Linked DNA regions of Mus musculus: region 1 is linked to region 2. The links are chromatin loops, found by intact Hi-C in ENCODE. Cell type or tissue: left cerebral cortex. All regions are shown on one strand. Each heading gives the region's core, and the rest is flanking DNA. Links, peaks and the distances in the headings are about the cores only.

Region 1 (6,649 bases), core at 817-5,816, 110 kb before region 2:
AGAGCAAAGGTTAAACCCAGGAGTCTTTAACATTAAGGACAAAATCATGACATTATGCCTATTTTAGAGAGAGCAGAGATTGTAAATAATAAATATTTGGAGGAAAAATTCAAGGAGCATCCAGTGTTGCTATCACAGGCAGCTTCTAGCCGCAAATCTAGCTCTGGCCTGTGGAGGCAGGCCCACAGCAATCCTGACCCACAGTAGCTCGCCTAGGGCTGAGGAGGCTGGGCCTCTCAGCTCTGCCCTGCTTCTGCCCCTGTCCCTTATCCTTCCCTGCAATGAATAAGCAGACTCACAAAGTAGCCAGCTTCCAATGGCTGCTATTTCCTTTGTGTCACAAGAAACTTCTGACTAGAGCATGTACCAGCAAGGGGCCTTATTGCTCTGCTACTCCTAAGAAAGTACATGTAGGACTCTTGGGCATGCTTTTGAATTCTGCCACACACTATCCCTTCTCTGGCTTTAGTTCCTCTGTCTATCACCCACAACCTTCCTGGAAGGTGTGCAGTTTCTGTGATTTGCCTTTGAGTTCTTCATAAGATGGTAAGCTTACTTAATATCCTTAATCTATCCAATAAATTCCTGATCCAAAATGATTTTACTGTTTTTACAGCCTAGGGTAAAAAGAGGCTGTATCGCTTCTCTGTGGCCAGATAATGACTGGGAGGATTTGTGATTCAGCCTAGATCTGTCCAATCTCTTAGAAACAAAGTACAGCCCAGTGTGCTAGCGTACATCTTTAGTCCCAGCACTCTGAAAGCAGAGTCAGGCAGATCTCTGTGAGTCTGAGGACAGCAGAGCTACAGAGAGAGACTATAAACAACAACAAGAACAAGAACAACAAGAACAACAATAATAATAAAGTTCCTCTCATGTCACTCCCCTCCTCCCAATTCCTCCAAAGAATCTCTCTCTCTGTCTCTCTCTGTCTCTCTCTCTCTCTCTCTCTCTCTCTCTCTCTCTCTCTCTCTCTCTCTCTCCCTGGTTGTGTCCGCTCTGTTAGCTGCAGAGCCTGACAGAAGCTTCCTAGGGACAACTGGACAGGGATGTTCTAAGACTTTCCACAGATCTTCCAAGTATCTCTTTCCAAACTGTCTTCCTGTTGACCTGTTTTGGTAAAAGTCTCCCCCCCCCCCCTCATCCCTAGTTTTTCTGCCCTAAATATCTGTAGCCAGCTACTGTTTGAAAATATGAAATGGAAAATTCCAGAAGTAGCTAATACATTTTCACTCATGCATTTCCAAGTCGCATGAGGAAGTCTCAGGCTGCCCTGCTACTGTTTCTTTCTGAGCACTACTCATCCATCCCCTGTCAATCATATTAGTCCTGTGCACACGACTTAGTCCTGTGCACACGGCTTCCCGTTAGCCTTCTGGAGTCCACTGTGGTGATATTAGGGGGCTTTATTTCACTCACATAGAGCCATAGAGTGCAAAAGTAGCCACATGAGAAGTGCCATAGCATAAAACTCACAAGGACAGATGAACCCCGGTACTGTAGGAAAGGACACCCAGGAACAAATCAAAACCAATCCTGGGGTTGGGCATCCCTGGCTATCATGGACAGTGTCCCCTGCAGGAAGAGGGAGCTTTCTGTACAGTGTACATATGGTTTCTCCTGTGCTTCTGGTACAAAGTGACTTCCTAAGGAGTAGAGACAGCATCTTCAGTGTCCCACCATCCCTGTGCTTACTACAAACTAAGGGCTACAGGACTCTAGGATCAATGCATAGGCAAGCCCCTCAAGAATGAGTGCTTTGGAAGACCCAGGGACACGTAGCTGAGACACCCAGTTTCGGGTGTTGCCAGGGAAGGGGACACATGGCTCAGACTCACTGCATTTTCTGGTTCATTGACTTTTCCAGCTTCCTTTAGACTGAGGCAAGATGACTTGTCACGGGAATGGGGGGAGAACTTATCAAAAAGGGCATCCGCCAGTAAATCTTGGAGGTTTTTTGGCTGTGCCCTTCCACAGTATCATGGCTGGGTGACTGACCTGCCTGGGATTGACAGGCTCTTAGCAAAGAGGCAAGAGAGGCCTTGTTGCTACTGGGCCTCTCGTTCCTGGAGTGTGGCCCAGCCCTTGGGTCCTCTCCTCAGAAGTTGCCTAGGACTTGTGTGAGGACAAACCCTATCATATGGACAACTTTGGGACTGATCTGATTAGCAAGGAGCAAAGCTGCTTTGGTTTTCAGAGCTGACTTCTTGGTCACGGCTTGTTTTTCAGGACTGTGTTTCTCATTTCTTCCTTTACCTTTAAGTTCAATTAAACCTGCGTTGACAGAACCCTACCAAGGGGTACTGTGAGATGCTATGGGAATGTTAGATAAGAAAAGACCTCATTCTAAAGGGAAGGATCAAACACTACAGAGACTTGAGGAAAGAAAGTATCCTAAAGATAGTTCCAAGAGCACAGAAAACCTCCTCACAGGAAACAGCGGTGGTCCATGTTGGAGCCCACCACAGAACACCTCAGACCTCTAAGAAAGTGGAGGCCCCTCCCAGGGCAAGCTTGATACAAAGTGAGACAGTCTCATCTTCCTGGCCTTGTTAGTTTTCTCTATCCCCAAACTTTATGAGGTTGACAGAATGAGTGTGGTGACGGCTGGTCCAGGGACACACCCCTGACAACTGTCAGCACCATCCTTCCAGGCCCCAGGTGACTCTATGAAGCTAGAGTTCTTGAGTCACAGAACACATCCCAGAGGTGATCCCCACAGATGTTAGGGGGTGTGCTTCGGGGACATTAGATGAAGCCGACTGGGAAGCCTGGAATGGAGCGGGAGTTGGGGTGGGGGTGGGGTACTGGGATTGCGAAGGCTGATACTGGACTGGCCTGGAAGTGACCAGAAGATTCCTGGCTTCCTAGGGGTCCCTCCCGGCGCCCAGCCACCCACCTGGGCACGCCCTGTCGTAGTCGAAGCAGCAGTCCCCGGTGAGACGGCAGGCTTGGTCACAGAAGCATGTTCCATAGACCCTGTCCAGCCTCCAGCCGCGGGCGAAGCAGGCTGGGTCCCGGCCAGGACAGCAGCGGCCGGCCTCTGCACAGCCAGCCAGGGCCCCGGGCCACAGCCGCGCCAGAGCGCACAGCACCATCCACAGGGTCTTCATGGCCAGAGCTGCCGCGACACTTGCGAACGGACCCAGCTAGAGCCTCGGGCAAGAGCTCGGCTCCTCCGACAGCCGAAGCCCCCGCCCTCGGCCCTCCGCCCTTCCGCACCGCCCCTCGGCTGCCCTGGCTGTGCGCCCGCTCGGCGGGCTCTGGGCGGGTGGCACTGGGGCCCAGGTGGGACGCGCTTCTCCTCCTGGCCACCAGCCGACCCCCGACCACCCCAGGTGCTCTCACAGCCCGCTACCGGCCACTCTCCCCAGGATCCAAACTCTGCCTCCTTAGGTCTGGGGACGCGGTAGCCCGTGCCTGTTTGCACCCGGAAAGCCGCCAGAAAATGGATGGAGCCCCTGTGCACCCGGGCGACCCCCAAGCGCCCCAGCTCGCTCTAGAAAGCCCTCGGAGTCTTTTCCCAACTGTTTCTCCAACTCTCCTGGGCCCTGTCGGGCACAGAGAAGTATCTTTCTGCAGCATTTTATAGTGGCTTTTTTCTCACCCAGAAAAAAATGCTACTTTCCTTCACTTAAAGGACAAATTAATGAATACGAAGAAAATGATAAAGTAGAAACTGTACTCTGTTTTTTTGTTAAAGCCGATTTCCCAAAGAGAACCCCCACCAATAATGGTTTTTCGGTTTTTGTTTTTGTTTTTTTATAATAACTTTCACTCTAAGGTGTTCGTCTAATTTTGGAGGGTTTTATTCGCGTGCACATCTTTGTTTGTTGTCTTGTTCTTGCCACGTTGAGAATGGAAATTAGATCCTGACCGATGCAAGGTCATCCTACTAAGCGACACCCCACCGGCAACTTGTTTGTTTACTTGCTTGTTGAGATGAGGGACTTGCTACTTACTTCTGGCTGACCTGTAACTTGCCATGTAGACCAGGATGGGATGGTATCGAACTCACGAGAGCTACTGCCATCTGCCTCCCAAGTGCTGGAACGAAAGGCATAGGCCTTTACACCCAGCTTTATGCCCAAGTTTTTATATGTGTTTCTTTCTCTTCTCTAAATATATTAAGTTTTCTACACTTTATTCACTGAGATTAATTCTGGGAGTTTCACTTTTTCTTTATGACCTTAAATCATTTAATTAGCATGGTTTGTAGAAAGGAACACTTTCTATATCTGAAAACATAAGAAATCAAATTAAATTCAAAGTCTGGTTTCTTCCTTCTTCATGCAAGAGCTTCTCAAAGAGGAATTTCTGTCATTGGAGAGAAAGTAATATAAGTAGAAATTTTAAACTTTACTACAAGTGTGATAAAGCAACTTAGCAACCAAATATAAAAATTAAGCATGCTATGCAATGGACAAACCTACATTGTAAGGGTTGTATCTGATAAGTCCTGGTCTCAGATTGTATTGACCAATGTAGAATGTAATGCTATTTGATCATCCAAAGAAAATATACTCTAAAAAGAAAAAAAAAAGAAATTTTTCTTTGTGAGTTTATACAAGTAAGTTCTCAGCATTGAAAGGCTTTTTTTTTTGTTTGTTTTCCTTTCTGGCAACTATCTCTTCCTTTAGCTTTTAAAGAAATGATGTGTACTTCTTTGTGTTTTTTACTTCTTTGTGTTTTTAGTTTTGATGGTTAGGACTAAATACTCTTGCCAACAGATTACATACACCCTCAGCGTTCCTCCTGTGAGAAGTTTCATTTGCCGTTTTGTCACAACACATTCATGCAATTCATCTCCACACCTTTTCTAGACTGTCTTCTCCATGGGATGCCTCTGGGCAGATACTTCTGTAATGCCATAAGAGTCTGGAATAGTGCCAGAAAGGTGTAAAAGCAAACAATCCACTGACTAGCTCATTTTCCAGACCAAAGCTTGAAATGAAATGGTAACAGAGAAGAGGAGGTGAGCTCTGTCTTAACAGAAGTGAAAGATGGGCTGGGGAGATGAGTGATTAGAAGAGCTGGCTGTTCTTCCAGCAGACCCAAGTTTGGTTCTCAGTGCTCACTTGGGGTAATTAACTGCCAGGTCAGGTGATTAGGGTGATGGACTCCTTCTGGCCACATAGAAAACACACCCACACACATGTACATGCACATGTACACACTAAGGTGAGTGCTCACACACATAAAAATAAAAGAGAGAAGTAAAGAGCCTAATGTCAAATGCTAGCTCAAATACCATATCTTCACTTCCTTTTCCTTTATGCACCGACAAAAGCAAAAGTTGACAGGAAAAAGGTTAGAAATGGGCTGGAACTGCAGGGTTAGCATACTTGTTTGCCAGGCAGGAGGCTCTCCAACCCATCTACACTGCTCCAACCCACCAGCTTCGAGTTCACAATCTGGAGATCTGGGCTTTGCGTTCAGAAAGGACTTGGATTCAACTTAACTGCTATCGCCTCAGCATCTTCATCCCACACAGAATGCTACTCTGATCTCCATGAGACGCCGACAGGACATCCGGTGACAGGCGTAAACTGAGCACAAAGTGTCTTCTAAATACCTTGTGATGACTTAAGGTCCATTCTCTGCCGTATTTTTAGGCTAACAGCAAGTAAAAGACAAATACAGCTTTACTGTAACATACAGGAAAGCACAAAGTTTAAGATTTAAAAAAGGAAGAAGACCATGAAGAAATGATCATTCCTTAAAGTTAACAAAGGGGTGCTTATCTCTGGTAATGCTTAAAGAAGCTCAAGTATCAAGTCCAAGCATGAAGAGAACCTTCCCCAGAAAGCTACTGCAAACTCAGGGCAAAGTGAGGGGACAGAGACACATGAGGCATTCATGCTCACATGCTTGCTAGAAACTGGATGCAGTCAGCTGTAACAATGACCTGCTTTGCTAGCCATGCTGTGTGGATATTTGATGCACAGAAATCACTAAGAACATAGGAAGTAATCAAGTGTACCTTTAAAGACTTCCTGTCTGTTGTCTTTGGGAGTTATCCAAGATTGAGAAAATTACAAAGAGAAGCTGAGGCCTACCTGGTCCATCAGATCCCAGACCACAGTAACTTTAGGGGCCTCCACCTGCTCAGTCTCACTTGATCCTGTGTAACTGTAAAGCAAATGCCTCCCCCATCCTACAGCTGAGAGCCACGTGGGGCACACAGCCAATCAGGAACTAATCAGGCCCAGAACCAAAATTACCCTTTCCAGTGCACTGAAGTTTCTTCCATAATTTCCAGGGTGGGATGGGGTAGGAAAAAAATATGATAATGGAGAAGAAAGATGGGTAACATTAAGATGTGCTGGGACGAGTACTGTAATTAAATACATAGAAATCAAAGTACCAACGTTTCCCAAGAGGCTGGAATGCATGTAAAATGTAAGCTGAGGAGATGGCTCAGCAGATAAGGAATACACTCACTGCCAACTTCAGACTTCCATGCAAACATGCACACATATGCACCCATGTACAGATGTGTGTGCTCACATGCATGCATGTGCACACACACACATGTACACATAAAACGTGGAAAAATAAAAAAAATAAAAGTTTTGCATTTTTACTTACAAAAATAGAATTTTATTAAAACTAGCTAGGATGCTCTGAAAAGTATGAGGAAATCGCT
Region 2 (6,649 bases), core at 518-5,517:
ATATCCTATGAAAATATCAGCAACCTGAAAACTGCATAGGGCTGCCTGAAGAGGAAAAATGTCTTGCCACCTCTGGTTGGTCATTAGCTGTCTTGCTAACACTTGATAGCGGCATTCTGCAGACGTACGATCTTCGGAGTTTGGAGTCAAGAGACTGGAACTCTCCAGAGCACTCCCAACAATCTCTGAGGAACCTAGGGAAGCAAAAGTCACTTAGATACCAGGTAACTCAACTATGTAGTAGTTCAGTTGATAGATGCTTACCCAGCAGGTACAAGACCCTGGGTTCAATCTCCAGGACTTCGCAGAGTGCATGACACATGTCTGTAATTCCCAGGAGCAACTCATCCTCAGCTATAGACTCTGAGGCCAGGCTAGGCCGCCTGAGACCTTGTATCAAATAAACAAATAAATAAATAAATAAATAAATAAATAAATAAATAAATTAGCAAACAAACAAGCTAAAACTCACATTATAGCTTCATGTTTATTGTTCTGGAACTGGAACCTATTTGGGAAGAAATTCACTCACTCATTCATTCATTCATTCATTCCAGTAACTTTTTAGCTCGAACAAAACGTGATGATGCCCAGTACATAAACTATATCCCCAAGAAACACCTGCGCCAGCTGGTGGAGGGCAGAGTAGTAAGTGGGTGCTCTGCTGCGAGCAGATGGAGAAGCTGTGAGCAGATGGAGAAGCTTTCAAGTCAGCTTTGTAGTCGGGGCGCGGTTTCATTAAAGCACCTGACACTGATTCCCAAAAGTTGGGTTGGAATTAATAAAAAATAGGCAGGGAAAGTTCTAAAATCTAGAAAAATCAAGAGCCCAGCTAGAGCATTTGGGCCCAGCTAGAGCAAGGAACATTGATTTGTAATCAGTGTGTACATGAGTATGCAGTGTGAGAAGCGTGTACTGGGCTGAGGAAGAGGGGCGAGTGTCAAGAAGTCAGTGGAACCACAGGGACCAGGAACAGACACATCTTGAGCTGGAAACAAACAAACAAAAACAAAAATCCACAGTTTAAAGTAGCCTGAGGCTATGAGCCTTTTGCTCCTTTTAACTGAAGAGTAAAACACACATGTTGGTATACTGGAAGCCAGCCCACGGTTGGGATGTGTGAATACAAATTCAGACTTGTGGATGTTTAATCTCCTGTACTCAGTTTCCAAGTCCCATTTTATGGGGTTTAAGGGATCTAAGGGGGTCTATGGATCCTCATACTCAGATGACAAGCCTATGAACATTAATGGAAGTGTCATGAGTCATGAAGAGAGGTAGGAATGCTCACCATGAAGCAGACAAAAGATCGTGTAAGAACTGACTCAGTTTAAAGCAGACACAGTACACACTTGAATACACATACACTCACCTATGCACCCGCTCTAACCAAAGTCCCCATTGTCTATCAGATGGGGGGGGGAGGGGGACTTAAAAGGAACTATGTAAAGTCTCTGCAAAGGCAGCTGGACTGTTGTCTAGAATGTGTGCTTTGATCCACACAGCCCTGGTGCTGTTGAGTAAGTGTGAATGTGGCTGCCTTTTGTCACAGGTTTCCCCTCAGCTAGCCTCATCCCTTCTAGAGTAGTGTATCAGATTACCATAATACCAGCACCTCTCATCCACCTGCATTACTGCCTTTGCTCTGTAATTATTTGAGTTTGAAATCTTTGAAGTAGACTTGGTATGTGGAAGTGAGGGATGGCGGTTAGTCTGTGTGTCAAGTTGTTTATGGGGATGAGAAAGCCAACAATGACTGTGGTAAAATGGAAAGAATTCTGGCTAGAATCTGAGTCCATTTTTGCTAGTTGATTATTATTATTATTATTAATTTTGGCTGTTGTTTTGTTTCCCAGTAGTTCAGAAACAAATGTAATTCCTGAGGAAAGAAACCTTTGGAAACAGAGAAAACACAGCTCATAAGCAAACAAACACAAACCGGCAGCCAAGCTCCCCTGACATTTTGCTCAGGGGCATTTCACAACTTGGAGAATGGGTGTTATTTGTGATGCTTTTGACAACAGTTGGCAGAAACTAGAACCAGACTAGGTTACAATAGGGGAGTAAGGAGGCACCCGGGGGACCCCTCCCAATATTAGAGGAAGAGGAGCGCTCTAAAACTTGGACTTCAGGAACAGAGACCATGCTTCCTCAGACCTCCCCTGCTACCTGGGCTGCGTGACTTTCTATCTCTTTGCTCCTGACTTAATTCTGCAGCTCCAGTAGCTTCTGCTACCACCCGCTTCCCTTCTTCTCTGAATACCGGTGTCACTGGACTACACACAGAGACCACATTAAGCAACTCCCCTGTTAAGCGACCTCTGCTCCCCACTGTCATGGAAGCCAGGCTGAGGACAGCTGCGCTGGGAGTGGATGGGGGTAGGTATTAACTTGGCAGGATTCTTCAGTTTGCTTGTTCAGGGTAGGTGCCCAGGTCTTTATGACAAAGTCTAAGATTCTGCTACCCAAAATAGAAAAACTGGAGAAAATCTTCTAAGACAAACAAATAGCTATGACTTTCTATAACAGGTTGGAGTTTTTGCTTTGTTGTTTTGTTTTGCTTAATTAAAGCAAGTATTGATTGCATTCAAATGGTAGAGTTCAAGAGTGTGTGTGTGTGTGTGTGTGTGTGTGTGTGTGTGTGTAGTGGATATCAGGTGCCTTCCTGTATCAGTCTCCTCTAACTTGTATGGCAGGGTCTCTCACATTGAGCCTGGAGATCACATTTTGGATAGACTTGCTGGCCAGTGCTGATGGTACAAGTGTCCATCTCCACACCTGTATTTTTGTGGGTGTCAGGATATGAATCAAGAACGTACGCTGCAGAGCAGGCGCTTTACACTTCTGGCTTATGCAGTGTCTCTCAGGAGGACAGTATTCTTGTAGAGAAGTGACAAGACAAAAGGAAAGGACTTTGATTCTCTGGAGGTGGAAACTTCCAGGAAGGCAAATGAATGAAATTTTGTCACATAGAGTCTGTGGTACATTTCCAGGCTGACTTGAGTGTAAAGTTAACTTCAGGATTCAAATGTTATTCTTCGTGGTAGAGAGGGGGAAGCAAGACATTTCCATCCTGATAAAATTGTGTCTGCTTTTGGGCAAATAAGAAAAGTGTCTTAGTCACTGATATTGCTGTGAAGAGACACAATGACCAAAGCAACTCTTATAAAAGAAAGTATTTAAATGAAGCTTGCTTATAATTTCAGAAGTTAGTCCATTGTCATGGCAGGAACTGTGGCAGCACTCAGGCAGGCATGGTGCTGAAGGAGCTGAGAGTTCTGCATTGTATTCCATATGCAAAGAGAATGTGCCTAGGCCTGGTATAGGTTTTTGCAACTTCAAATTCCCCAATGACACACTTCCTCCAAAAATGCCACACCTCTTGTTCCTTTTAAATCTTTCAAATAGTGGCATTCTCTGGAGACTAAGCACTCAAATATATGAACCTATGAAGAACATGTTTATTCAAACCACCACAGAGAGGTAGGGAGTCTTTCTTGTGCACACTTCTAATCAGCTCAAAAATTCCACTATGCTAAAGTAGTCTGTTTAGGGATGACACATTCTCTACAAGGCACAGCCTCAGAGCTGGTCTGGAGTCTTGAATAGGACAGACAATGAGAGGCAGACTATCTCCAGAGTGCTGAGTCCAGGGAAGGGGGCTAGTCAGGCACACAGCCACACTTAAGAGCACTCAGTCAAATTCAGGTACTAGCATGTTTTCTTCTTGGAATTCTTTCTGGACTGACAGCTGCCTAAAATATTCTGTCATGTGTAAGATGTGCTGCTATTTTGTGTACCACAAAGAACAAAGCAGTCATACCAGTTACATTATAACATGATGCCACCTCATCAACTCAGTTTTTAATCACTTAGACTCTTGTACACAACAAAGAGATAAGATGACAAAGCTATTCAGTGTGTTATTCCTGTGAATCTCTTTTAGAGCCAAAGACACAGTCCGCTTTTTCCTACACAATCTTGTCTTTCAATATTTCAAAAATGTTAGCAACTCAGCATTTCTTACAAAAGAACAAAATAGAACTTTGAAATTGAGCAGTATAATAGATGGTGTTAGCATAGCAATGTTAAGATCCTTGACTGAGATAGTGGCATATCCTAGAAAAAAAAGTGGTCTCACTCTCTGTTGTACAGCAAGTTCCCCTAGAAGGAAACTTCTATCTTAAAGGGAAGTTCATCAAGAGATGAGAGGTTCTCAAGCAGCAGTTCTTAACCTGTGGGTCGAGACTCCTTTGAGGGCTGAATGGCCCTTTTACAGGATTCCTAAGGCCATCCAGAAACACAGATGTTTAAGTTACAATTCAGAACTGTAGCAAAATTACAGTTACGAACTAGCAACAAAATATTTGTATGGTTGGAGGTCACCACACCATGAGGAACTGCATTAAAGAGTCACGGCATTAGGAAGTTTGAGAACCACTGTTGGAAAGGAAAGTGAAACATTCTATCCTGTAGGGAAGAATGTTAATCTCAGGAAGGGAAAACTATAAGGCTCAGGAAGTCCCTGAAATTGACCGGAAATAGTCCCTGAAATTGACCGGAAATAGTCCCTGAAATAGACCGGAAATAGTCCTTGAAATAGTTCCTCCATCCTTAAACATATATAAGTAGTAAGGACTCCTGGCAGACAGGCTTTCACCACAAGAACTGCCTATAAGAGGCTCAGATCAGCTGAACTATCTAAAAAGCTTGTAAGCTAGCTGAGCTGCCTAAAAGTCATTCGGAGAAGCAGAGGTACTTTGAAGAGGCTTAGACAAACCCAGCAGCCTAGATACTCTCCTGTCTGCCAAGCTTGACCTCAAGTTGTGCAGTGCTGACAGGCTGGCCCGGAAAGACAAAACCTGGGTTGTTGACAAGGATTCTTCCCAGAAAGCAGAAATGTAAGTAAAGCAAGGCAAACAGAGGTGACTTAAGGTTCCCAGCAACTTCTGCTTTTCGACTTGGAAGGCACACACAAAGACAAGCCCAGGGTGGCGCCAACTCCTCAGAGGGACATCTCCAGTTACTGATGCTGCTCCCATCAGGTTTTGATAGCCTCCACTTCACATGACGATGTTGAAGGTACTCACTCTAGAGTTCTGGGGAGGGCTGAACATGCAACACCCCACAGCTAGCAAAGGCGATCAAATGCATTATTAATAATGAATAATCACAGCCTGAGGTCGGGAGACACTGGGTCAACTGGCAGCCACTGTGGAAGAAGGCTATGAAGAAAAAAATCATACCTTCTACAGAAAAAAAAAAAAAAGGTCAAATTAAAGATCATTGTGCTATTGGAAAAATGCTAGACTGAACTCAGAAAGACAAATGTTATAATTTTTCATGTGCCTAATCTGGATTCTAAAAGATAAACCAAAACTGAGCATGGTGGCACACAACTGTGAACCAGTACTGAGAAGGCCAAGACAGAAGGAAACCAGGCTTGACTATGGAGAGCGAGATACTATCTCAAACAAACAAAACACTTGATGTGATTAGGAAGTTGAAAAACAATACGTAAGAATAGAACCTAGACTATGAGGGAAGAGACAGTGGAACAGTGCGGGAGAAGCAGGGACAACAAAAGGAGGCCAATGTGATCATTATGGTGTATTCATGCATGAAATGTAACAGTAAGCCGGGCATTGGTGGCGCACACCTTTAATCCCAACACTTGGGAGACAGAGGCAGGCAGACTTCTGAGTTCAAGGCCAGCCTGGTCTACAAAGTGAGTTCCAGGACAACCAGGGCTACACAGAGAAACCCTGTCTCAGAAAAAAACAAAAAACAAAAAAACGAAAAAAAAAATGTCACAGTAAAACTCGTTAACATCCAGGGACTGGAGAGATGGCTATTCTTTCAGAAGACCTGGGTTGGTTTCAAGCACCTAAACAGTTAGCTCACAACCACCTGCAGCTACAGCTCTTGGGAATCTGATGATCTCTCTAACCTCCTCAGGTCCCTGCACACATGTGGCACACATGCATACACAAAGGCCCTCAGACATGCACATTTTACATGTTTTAAAATGTGTTTATAAGTATTTTTAAATATAAAAAATAAAAAAACTAGAACATCCCAATTTTTTTTCCATGTGTGGGATGCATGTATATATGTGATTGCATACTCTGTACATGAGTGTGCATACACATGGAGGCCTGAAGTTGATGTTAGGAACCAGTCTCAGTTGGTCTCCTACAGCATTCTTTGAGGCAGGACCTCTCAGTCAAACCCAGGCTAGTGTCTAGACAGTTTACTCTGGGGATCCCATCTCACCTGCGAAGGCTGGAATTACAGGCAGGACACCACACTCCCTGGCATTTATATGTTGTCTGAAATCTGAACTCTGGTTCCCACACTTGTACAGCAATTCCTTAACCACGGAGCCACCTCCTGAGCCCAGGAAAGACTGAATCACCATTACCTTGACAGCAAACAAGTTGGAAAAGTGTTTTTCAGAACAACTAGTCTCAACCCCCTCAGGGAGATTTTTAGTGTTCAGGAAAGCCTGAATAAGCACTAGGCATGGAAGACTCCAAAACAAGATTCAACCAAGTCAAAGAAGTAGTCATATCTAAGAGTGAAGTCAGCAGGCATTTGGGATGACGATGAATGGTGTCCCAGTTAGGGTTCCCATCACTGTGAAAGG

The links. Hi-C counts contacts between places; a loop is a spot of excess contacts. Peaks named below come from ENCODE experiments on the same cell type or tissue, not always from the same donor. Only the 100,000 strongest peaks of a DNase experiment are listed, where the experiment ranks them.
Region 1: a loop joins it to region 2, with 2.8 times the contacts of the local background. A loop is called at or near these places in 2 of 42 quality-filtered maps.

What each region holds. Positions count from the first base shown.
Region 1 is chr1:15,889,540-15,896,188 of GRCm38, forward strand. It overlaps Sbspon (somatomedin B and thrombospondin, type 1 domain containing), which reads right to left and starts at 3,183. Exons shown (of 5, transcript NM_001033288.3): 1 at 2,900-3,183. The coding sequence starts at 3,113. In left cerebral cortex, for the core only: no CTCF peak of the experiment used is centred there; no DNase peak of the experiment used is centred there; H3K4me3 peaks cover 763 bases.
Region 2 is chr1:15,994,995-16,001,643 of GRCm38, forward strand. No RefSeq gene overlaps it. Among named protein-coding and RNA genes, the nearest start is that of Gm31523, 93 kb to the left of the region's middle. In left cerebral cortex, for the core only: no CTCF peak of the experiment used is centred there; no DNase peak of the experiment used is centred there.